2 separate regions of the Homo sapiens genome follow, and region 1 is linked to region 2. Evidence: chromatin contacts called from ENCODE Hi-C or POLR2A ChIA-PET data. All regions are on one chromosome and are shown on one strand. Each heading gives the region's core, a stretch centred on a gene start or an enhancer-like site at or near the end of the contact. The rest is flanking DNA. Distances are from core to core; before and after follow the strand shown.

Region 1 (5,044 bases), core at 157-2,656, 97 kb after region 2:
AGGGGAATTCTTCCAGCTGAAATCAAGATGCACTAGATGGTAACTCAAATCTGCATGAAAGAATAAAGAACATGGGTCAAGTTAACTACATCGGTTAACTTAGCACTGGCCCAAGCTGGTTCCCAGAAAAAGGAGACCGTCCAATAATCAACTGCCAGAGGACAGGAAGGATGAAACCATATTTTTCTCTCCTCTTCACTTTCAGGAGCCCTGCACATTTCCCATATTTCAGTATATAATTTTTGAGTAAATTAGCAAGGTGAGATCTTTTCACCAGTCTAATTCTACTAAAAAAAAAAAAAAGTAGGCTTAGTATTATTAGTCCATAGGGAATGCAGTTTAAAACCACAGTGAGATACCCCTCTATATTCACCAGAATGGTTAATATTAAATGAATGGACATTACAGAGTAATGGCAAGGATAATGTTGGTAGGAGTTAAACTAGTATAACCATTTGGGGAAACTATATATTATGGCTACTTAGCAAAACATGCCTAGCTTATAACCCTACAAATCCACTCCTACATATATTCACAACATAAAGAAGTTATACACTTTAAAAATTACACTAAAAGACTTACAGAAGAATATTTATAGCAGCACTATTCATAGTAATAGCTGAAAGCTAGAAATGGATCCAAGTACCTATCAACAGGGGGATGTATAAATAAAATACATTATATTCATGCAATTAGATATTACTCAGCAATAAAAAGAAGCAAACCAGTGATACATACAACATGGTTGAAGCTCAGAAATATACTAAGTGTACACAGCCAGCTGCAAATAAGTATATACTGTAGGTTTCCATTTATATGAAGTTCAAAAGTAGCTAAAACCAATCTTTTGTGATAGTAGTTAGAATAGTGGTTATTCTAGGGGGCTGACTGGGAGGCAACACAAAAGAGACTGTTGAGGGGCTAGAAATGATCACTGTCCTATCTAGGTGGTGGTTACATGGCTGTATATATAAAATTTTGAGTTACACACTTCAGACAGTGTTGCTGTTAAGATCTGTGTATACTCCATATTATGAAAGATAATTTTTAGGATCTTAAAAAAAATCTTGATTGCTCTGTCAGTGTTATTGAAATCAAGGATGTATAATATTATCAAGTTCAATCATCCTAAAAGGAAATTCAATTATAGTTTCATTTTTGTAACTGTTAAAAGCATTAAGATATAAACATGTTAAACAATTCTCCTTTGAGACATAAACATAAAAACAGGTCTACTGATGAGTCTGTTGATTACCCTATTGCATTTTAGCCAATGTTTAAATATTTGGTCATGTATGTTATTCTTGAAGTGCAGAATGTGCTTAGGGTAATTATTAGCAACATTTAACCAAATTGGTTCTGTTATTTCACGCTGGAGGACCAGAGCAGGATGAGTCAGTAAGGGGACTTTTGAGAAATGAAATGTCAGTGTTTTTGCAACCATTTGTAGGCCATAAAAAAAAAAAATCAGATTTGTTCTTACAAAGAATGCAGGACTGGCCAAACACCAAGATGTTGCTACACAGAGAGAATAAAACAACCAGAGACAAAACCACAGCAGAACTGCTTTCATCCCCAAATTGCAGAATAAGTACTGAGATATGACCGAGAAACAGGGGAGAGAAAGGGTAAACAGTGGAGGAAAGAGATTTTTTTGACCTTATGCTAACTATTAATCTGAAGCTAGAAATGCTGATTTTATCTGAAAAATTAGAGCTTTCCACAGTTATTCATTTATTCAACAAATATTTGTTAAACTTCCATTATGTACCTAGAATCATCCTGGGCGCATAAGATGGAGCAGCAGACAAAACAAAAATTCCTGCCCTTATGGAACATATATTGGGGGAGGGGGTGTGGCAGAAATGCATACACATATTGTACATGTAGCAATGAGGTTAGATTAGATGGCTACTTTTTCTCTTTCTTTCCTTCTTTCCTTCCTTTCCTTCCTTTCCTTCCTTCCTTTCGTCCTTTTTTTTTGACAGGGTTTCCATCTATCACCCAGGCTGGAGTGCAGTGGTACAGTCTTGGCTCACTGCAACCTCCTCCTCTCGGGCTGAAGTGATTCTCCTACCTCAGCCTCCCAAGTAGCTGGGATTACAGGCATGTGCCACCACGCCCAGCTAATTTTTATATTTTTAGTAGAGATGAGGTTTTGCCATGTTGCCCAGGCTGGTCTTGAACTCCTGACCTCAAGTGATCCACCCACCTCAGCCTCTCAAAGTGCTGGGATTACAGGTGTGAGCCACTGCACCCGGCCAAGGTGGCTACTTTTTAAAATATGCCATAGTTTAGCCTTCAACTATATATGCCTTATGGAACCTCCAGTTTAATGCTGCTGTTGATACCCCTCTTAGATTTTCTAATGAGACCTTCCTCAGCACTTTAATAATGAAATCTACTATATGACTCAAGGTTGATGTGTCTTACTCAGTGGCAAAGAACAGAATAAGAAATAGATCCAAACATATCGGAATTTAAGACAGTGGAATGATATCTTACAGAAAGGAGTCAGGGTATTGGGTCCTAAAATCAACACAGATCAAAGCTGAAATTAATAAAATAGAGAAAAATAGAATAGGATAAATAAAAACCAAAATCAATTCTTTGGGATGGTCAGTAGAAATGTAAACCCTTTGCAATATTGATGAAAATAAAAGTGAATATGTATCATAAAGGATGAGGAAAGAGAAATAATCACAACTGTAAACGATTTTTTTTTTTTTGAGACAGAATCTTACTCTGTTGCCCAGGCTGGAGTGCCTGGCTCACTGCAACCTCTGCCTCTCAGGTTCAATTGATTCTCCTGCCTTAGCCTCCTGAGTAGCTGGGATTACAGGCACGCGCCACCACGCCTAGCTAATTTTTGTATTTTTAGTAGAGACAGGATTTCACCATGTTGGCCAGGCTGAACTCCTGACTTCAGGTGATCCGCCTGCCTTGGCCTCCCAAAGTGCTGAGGTTACAGGGCGTGAGCCACCACGCCCGGCCTATAAAAGACATTTTTAAAAAATGATAGGAGAATACAAGAAAGTACATTTGTAATACATTTGAAAGTCTAGAAACAGTGGCTGATTTTTGAAGATAGATGGAGAGCTTCAGTAGGTTGATTAGCACCAAAGAGATTAAACGGTGATTAAGAGATATCATTTAAAAAGGAAGAGATGATACACAACTGAATTATTTCTAATCAGTGGAGAACAGATGAGTCCGATGCTATTTAAGCTATTTTAGTAGATGGAAAACTCCCCATTCATTTTCCAAAGCTATGATTTAATGTCAGAACCCAATAGAAATTACATAAAAGAAAACTTTAGATTAGTTTTCTTATGCATGCAGATGCTAAAACCATAAATAAAATACCAGTAAATAGAATTCAGCAGTGTAGCAAAAACTGATCAGCTATTATGACCAAATAGTTTTTATTTCAGCAACAAAAGAATAGTTCACTACTAGAAAAATCTGTCAACAGAATGTACTACATCAATAAATTAAAGGAGAAAACCATATGATCATATCATTCAGTGCTGAAAAGGCTCTGGGTACAATTCAGTTGTCATTCATAATAAAAGCTCTTAAGAAGGAACAGGAAAAACACTACCTAGATATAGTAAAGACTGCACTCAACATGTTTTTACTAAGCATCCATTATATGCCCAGTAATATTCCAGCAGTTAACAGACAAAACATTTAGAGCCATCTCATTTTTTAAAAAAGAAGGAGTTGAATGTTTAGTTTGTCAGATGGTAATAAGCGCTTTGAAATAAGAAATAAAGCAGGGAATAGGAGGTTGCCAAGAGCTGGGATGTAGGAATTGTCAGGGAAGGACTCATTGGTAAGGTGATATTTGAGTAGAGAACTGTAGGAGAGCAAGTCAACAAAGCAGGCAAAAATTCCAGCCATCATGTATCCTACGGTCTCATGGTGGGGGAGGGGGCAATACAAAAAACATGATAAAAACATATAGCATATTAGAAGGTTATAGTGGAAAAAAGGAAAAACAGAGGAAAGTAAAGGGGACCAGGGCCCAGAGGATTTTGAAGGTCAGATTATAAAGTTAGTAGTCTCATTGAGAAGGTGATATCTGAGCAAAGTCTCAAAGGAGGTGAGGGAGTTAGCCAAGTAGATATTACAGGAAGGAGTGCTCCAGGCAGAGAGAAGAGTCACAGTAAAGTAGCTATCAAGAGACCACGCCTGGCCTAGTCAAGGACCTACAAAGATGTCAATAGGACTGGAGTAGAGTGAACAAGGGAGTGTGTGAAGGTCAGGTTATTTTATGTGGGACCTTGTAGACCACTGGAAGGACTATTTTAAAAATTACCTTAATGAATTTTTATAAGGCAAACACTCTTATAACTATTACCCATGTTAAGAAATAGAACCATATCAGTCAGTCCAGAAGCTTTTTCATGTACCCTATCCCAAACTAAGTCCCCTCCTCTTCTCCCAAACTATCCACTATTTTGGCACCTTTAGAAATCACTTACTCTGCTTCTTTATACTTTTATTACCCAAATGTGCATTTAGACATTGTAGCTTATTCTTACTCATTAAAAATAATTTGACAAGTCTTCTCTTTTAATCGACAGATTTCCAAGTGATCCATTCCTTTCTTTACCATACACTATTTTTTGAAGAACCCAAGCTATTTAGCCTGTAAAGTTATTCACAATCTGAATTTTGCTGATTGGAAAATTGTGCAGTTTTGCAATCGAACTGCTGATTATCCAGCATGTTCTTCTGAATTCTCTACTTCCTGTAAATTGATCGCTGAGCCCAGAGGCTTAATCACACTCAAGGTCTTATTTGGTGAGGCTATATACATTATGTGTGGTTGTCATTTTTCTTGTGATTTTAGCAGCCATTGATCCTCAGTGCCTAGATTCATCAATTTGTTGACTATTGTAAAGTGCTGATATTCTAATTCTGATCTCTTTTCTACATCTTACTTGGAACAATTTTATGAAGAGACATATCCTTGCCTCTATATTTTTTGGTTGCCCAGGGTTACAGCTTTTCATATACAAAAAGCATAATAAAT
Region 2 (5,342 bases), core at 746-3,245:
AGTAGAGATGGGGTTTTCAACATGTTGGCCAGGCTGGCCTCGAACTCCTGACCTCAGGTGATTCACCTGCCTTGGCCTCCCAAATTGCTGGGATTACAAGTGTGAGCCACCATGCCTGGCGATTTTTAAATTGATGTTTTGTTGTGTTTTTTAGTCACAGGAATTCTTAATGTATTCTGGATATCAATCTTTATCATATATGTGAATTGCAAATATTTACTTCCAATCTGAGGGTTGTATTTTTACTCCTCTGATGGTGTTCTTTGATTAGTTCTCCCTCCCCTTTTTTAATCTTTGTGAGACAGGATCTCACTGTGTCACCCAGGCTGAAGTGCAGTGGTGCCGTCATAGCTCACTGCAGCCTCGACCTCCTGGGCTCAAGCGATCTTCCCTCCCAGGTAGCTGGGACTACAGGTGTGCACCATCACTCCCAGCTTTTTTTTTGAGACAGAGTTACACTCTTGTTGCCCAGGCTGGAGTGCAGTGGCATTATCTCGGCTCACTGCAACCTTCTTCGCCTTGTGGGTTCAAGCAATTCTCCTGCCTCAGCCTCCCAAATAGCTGGGATTATAGGCATGCACCACCACGCCCGACTAATTTTTGTATTTTTAGTAGAGACGGGGTTTCGCCATGTTGGCCAAGCTGGTCTCGAACTCCTGACCTCAGGTGATCCGCCTGCCTCAGCCTCCCAAAGTGCTGGGATTACACTATGTTGCCTGGGCTGGTCTCGAACCCCTGGCCTCAAGTGATCCTCCCACCTCGGCCTCCCAAAGTGTTGGGATTACAGGTGTGAGCCACTGCACCCTGCCCCCATTTTTAATTAACAAGCAATTTATGGGGAGATATTTGAGAGAAATATTCTCTTACCACATTTTTACTCACTACTCTTATATTCTAGTGATGATTCTTGCCTCAACCAATAGCTACTAGTTTTCAACACCAACCACATTCCAGGTGCTGCACTAAGGGCTCTGCATGCCTTATCCCTATGTCATAGAGGAGGAAACCAAAGGTGCAGAGTGAAAAAATGGCCCAGGCACTCCCAGGGAGCAAGTACTGGAGGCGGAGGCAGACAGCTGGGTGCAGTGGCTCACACCTGTAATCACAGCACTTTGGGTGGCTGAGGCAGGAGGATCGCTTGAGTCCAGGAGTTTGAGACCAGGCTAGCCAACAAAGTGAGTCCCCATCTCTACAAAAAAATTTTTCAGGGCCAGGCGCGGAGGCTCACGCCTGTAATCCCAGCACTTTGGGAGGCTGAAGTCGGGGATCAACTGAGGTCAGGAGTTTGAGACCAGCCTGGCCAACACGGCAAAACCCTGTCTCTACCAAAAATTACAAAAATTGGTTGGGCATGGTGATGCACGCCTGTAGTCCCAGATACTCAGGAGGCTGAGGCAAGAGAATCCCTTGAACCTGGGAGGAGGAGGTTGCAGTGACCCAAGATCGCGCCACTGCACTCCAGCCTGGGCGACAGGGTGAGACTCTGTCTCCAAAAAAAAAAAAAAAAAAAAGATGCAAGTCGACCTAGACCTGTCTGCTCCAGAGCTAGAGATCACGTGCTTGGGCTTGGGAAGCAAGTGTTTGCTGGGAACTCGAAACGCCCAAGCATCAGATCTATTGAGCAATCCTGTTTCTAAAGCTCCTTCCCCGTGGTTCCCAAATACCCCTGACCAAGGAGGAGGATGGAGCAAGTAGACTTTAGGGCTGGGGGCTGTGACATGCTGGGTATGGCTTGCAGCCAAGAGTCAATCTTCCCTTCACTCCCCCTAGAGTACTAGCTACTCAGAATGAGCCTCTGTTAGAAGCTTCGTGGGTCATTAATTACATGTCTGCCGTGTCCTGCGTGCACGGCTGGGTCAGTGGCTGTGTTCGTAGAACCGGAAGACCCATGTTGTCCTTGCACAGGGCAGGGGCAGAGAGTCCCAGGAACCTGGTGGGTTCTGGGTTAAATGCTCTCTTTTTCCCCCTTGTGGGGCCTTAGCTGGAAGGGCCAGAACATGGGCAGGGTGGGGTCCTGGGGGCAGGGAGCCAGAGTCTTGAGTCATAGGGACACCAAGGAGTCAGGGCCAGGGCAGGGTGCGCTGAGCCAGGGAAACCAGAGGACAGCCAAGGTCTGAATGCTGGGAGATGCGGAAGTCACCGATGCAGGCGAGGTCACAGGAGGGGACTGCAGTCAGGATTGGAGCCAAGAACAAGCCCCGGTGAGCCAGGATCACATAGGACCAGGGCAGCAGAGCCTGAGCATGTATTTGCAGATCTCTGATGCTGGAGGCTTGCTCACCCTCTGGCCCACCCTCAGCCCTCATGTAATATGAGGAACAAATGTATGTTGTAAGCCACTGGAATGTTGGGGTTGTTTGTTACTGCAGCAAAAACTGACTAAGAAGCAGCTTAATGAAAAGAAAACAAAAAATACACCACCTCCTCAAACCAAAGCTCTCTTGTGAACATTCCTTCATTCATTTATTTTGGGGGATGGGGTCTCACTCTGTTGCCCAGGCTGGAGTGCAGTGGTGTGATCTCGGCTTACTGCAACCTCCACCTCCCAGGCTCAAGTGATCCCCCCACCTCAGCCTCCCAAGTAGCTGGGACCACAGATTTGCACCACCATGCCCAGCTAATTTTTGTATTCTTTGTAGAGATGGAGTTTTGCCCTGTTGCCCAGGCAGGTCTCGAACTCCTGAGCTCAAAGCAATCCACCCCCATCGGCCTCCCAAAGTGTTGGGATTACAGGCCTGAACCACTGCGCCCAACCTATGCATTCTTGTGAACATTTAAACAATACGGATGTATATAAAATAAAACATGAAGTTCTGGCAGGGCGTGGCAGCTCATGCCTATAATCCCAGCACTTTGGGAGGCTGAGGTGGGAGGATCACTTGAGCCCAGGAGTTGGAGACCAGCCTGAGCAACATAGTGAGACCCCATCTCTACAAAAAATAATTTTTAGAAAAGCATTGCATAGTGATGCATGCCGGTATTCTCAGCTATATGGGAGGCTGAGCTGGGAGGATCACTTGAACCCTGGAGGTTGAGGCTGCAGTGAGCTGTGATTGCACCAATGCACTCTAGCCTGGGTGACAGAGTGAGGCCTTATCTCAGGAAAACAAAAACAAAAAAAACACATAAAATTCCTCTTCATCTCCCTCCTGATCCTGAAGGAGTCATCATTGATAACATTTTGGTGTATATACTTTCAGAGAGCCAAGTTTTGAAATGGCTGTTTACTAATCTTAGTGAAATAAAATTCACACTTATGGATGCAGGAATTAACAGAAGAAAATATGTCAAGACACATAAAAATGATAAGAAATCAAAACTTTGGACACAGAGGCTCACGCCTGTAGTCCCAGCACTTTGGGAGGCTGAGGTGGGCAGATCACTTGATGTTAGGAGTTTGAGACCAGCCTGACCAACATGGTGAAACCCAGTCTCTCTCAAAAATAAAAAAGTTCACTGGGCATGGTGGCACGTGCCTGTAATCCCAGCTACTCGGGAGGCTGAGGCGGGAGAATTGCTTGAACCTGGGAGGCAGAAGTTACAGTGAGCCAAGATCGTGCCACTGCACTCCAGCCTGGGCGACAGAGAGAATCCATCTAAAAAAAAAATTAAATTCAAATTTCATTGTTCATAAATCAAGTTTTATTGAAACATAGTAATGCTTTTTTGTTTGTTTTGAGACAGGGTCTTGCTCTGTTGCCCAGGCTGGAGTGCAGTGGTGCCAACACAGCTCACTGCAGCCTTGAACTCCTGGGCTCAAGCAATCCTCTCATCTCAGCCTCCCAAGTAGCTGGAACTACAGGTGTGCACCACCATGCCCAGCTACTTTAAAAATTTTTTTTGTAGTGACGGGATCTTGCTATGTTGCCAGGGCTGTTCTCCAACTCCTGGGCTCAAGCAGTCCTCCTGTCTTGGCCCGCCAAAGTGCTGGGATTACAGGCATGGGTCACCATCATGCCCGGCCCATGCTTATTGGTCTATATATTGTTTATGGCTGCTTTCATGCTAAAACAGCAACGTGGAGTATTTTGGCAGAGACTTTATAGGCTGCAAAGCCTAAATAATTTACAATATGGCTCTTTACAGAAAACATCTGCTGATCCTTCATCAGCCAAATTAGCATTTGGCATACTGCCACCTTTATTTTCTCTCTCTCTTTGGATCTTTTTTTTTTCTAAACCATTTAAAATAAATTATAGATATGACACTTGTCCTTATATACTTTGGCAATGATATGGTTTGGCTGTGTCCCTACCCAAATCTCGTCCCGAATTGTAATAATCCCCACATGTCAAGGGCGGGGCCAGGTGGAGATAATTGAATCACGGGGGTGGGTTTTTCCCATGCCATTCTCCTGCGAGTGAGTAAGTCTCATGAGATCTGATGGTTTTATAAAGGGGAGTTCCCTGCACACACTCTCTTGGCTACCACCATGTAAGATGGGCCTTTGCTCCTCCTTTGCCTTCTGCCATGATTGTGAGGTCTCCCCAGCCATGTGGAACTGTGAGTCCATTAAACCTCTTTCTTTTATAAATTACCCAGTCTCAGGTATGTCTTTATTAGCAGCATGAGAACAGATTCATACAAGCATGTAACTCTAAGAGCAGGTGTATTCTCCTACATAAACCACATCACAGTTAACCACACCCAGAGCATTGACCATGAATATAATTATATTAACTACTATTCAAATTTCTCCAAAATTGTTCTGAAAATGTCCTTCAGAGCCTTTTCCCCCAGTGCACTACGTAAACATCACATAATGCATAAAGTTGAGTAAGTTGCCTTTAATCTAGATCACACTTTTTAATTTTATTTCAATTTTTTTTTTGAGACAGAGTCTCACCCTGTTGCCCAGGCTGGAGTGCTGTGGTGCAATCATAGCTCACTGCATCCTCTGCCTCCCAGGCTCAAGTGATCCTGCCTCCTTAGCCTCCCAAGTAGCTGGGACTGCAGGCATGCACCACCATGCCCAGCTAATTTTTGTATTTTTTGTAGAGACAGGGTCTCACTGTCGAGTCAGCTGCCTTTAATCTAGAGCAGTTGCCTAGTCTTTTTTAAAAATAATTTTTATCCAGAAGCAGTGGCTCTCGCCTGTAATCCCAGTGTTTTGGGAGGCTGAGGCGAGGAGTTCAAGACCAGCCTGGGCAAAACAGTGAGGCTTTGTCTTGACAAAAAAGTAATACTAAGTAAACAACAACAACAAAAAAATGCTGGGCATGGTGGCTCATGCCTGTGGTTTCAGCTACGGGAAGCTGAGCGAGGAAGATTACTTGAACATAGTAGTTTGATGCTGCAGAGAGCTGTGACCATACCACTGCACTCCAGCTCCAGCTTGGGCA

The links. A loop is a pair of places that touch in the nucleus more often than their neighbours do. ChIA-PET counts read pairs that join two places held with the same protein, here RNA polymerase II (POLR2A).
Region 1: a map of right cardiac atrium shows a loop between it and region 2 (2.3-fold over the local background). The contact joins two enhancer-like sites. A Hi-C loop is called at or near these places in 1 of 168 maps with a recorded cell type or tissue (right cardiac atrium). POLR2A ChIA-PET finds 5 or more read pairs at or near these places in 3 of 52 experiments (A673, RWPE1 and activated T-cell).

The regions. Positions count from the first base shown.
Region 1 is chr7:66,265,990-66,271,033 of GRCh38, forward strand. The region is part of intron 2 of TPST1 (tyrosylprotein sulfotransferase 1); the gene reads left to right. Among named protein-coding and RNA genes, the nearest start is that of TPST1, 63 kb to the left of the region's middle. Within about 2 kb of position 1,407, at least 3 of the 41 ENCODE cell types and tissues checked have a DNase peak (open chromatin) inside an H3K27ac peak, as active enhancers do.
Region 2 is chr7:66,168,821-66,174,162 of GRCh38, forward strand. No RefSeq gene overlaps it. Among named protein-coding and RNA genes, the nearest start is that of TPST1, 34 kb to the right of the region's middle. Within about 2 kb of position 1,996, at least 7 of the 41 ENCODE cell types and tissues checked have a DNase peak (open chromatin) inside an H3K27ac peak, as active enhancers do.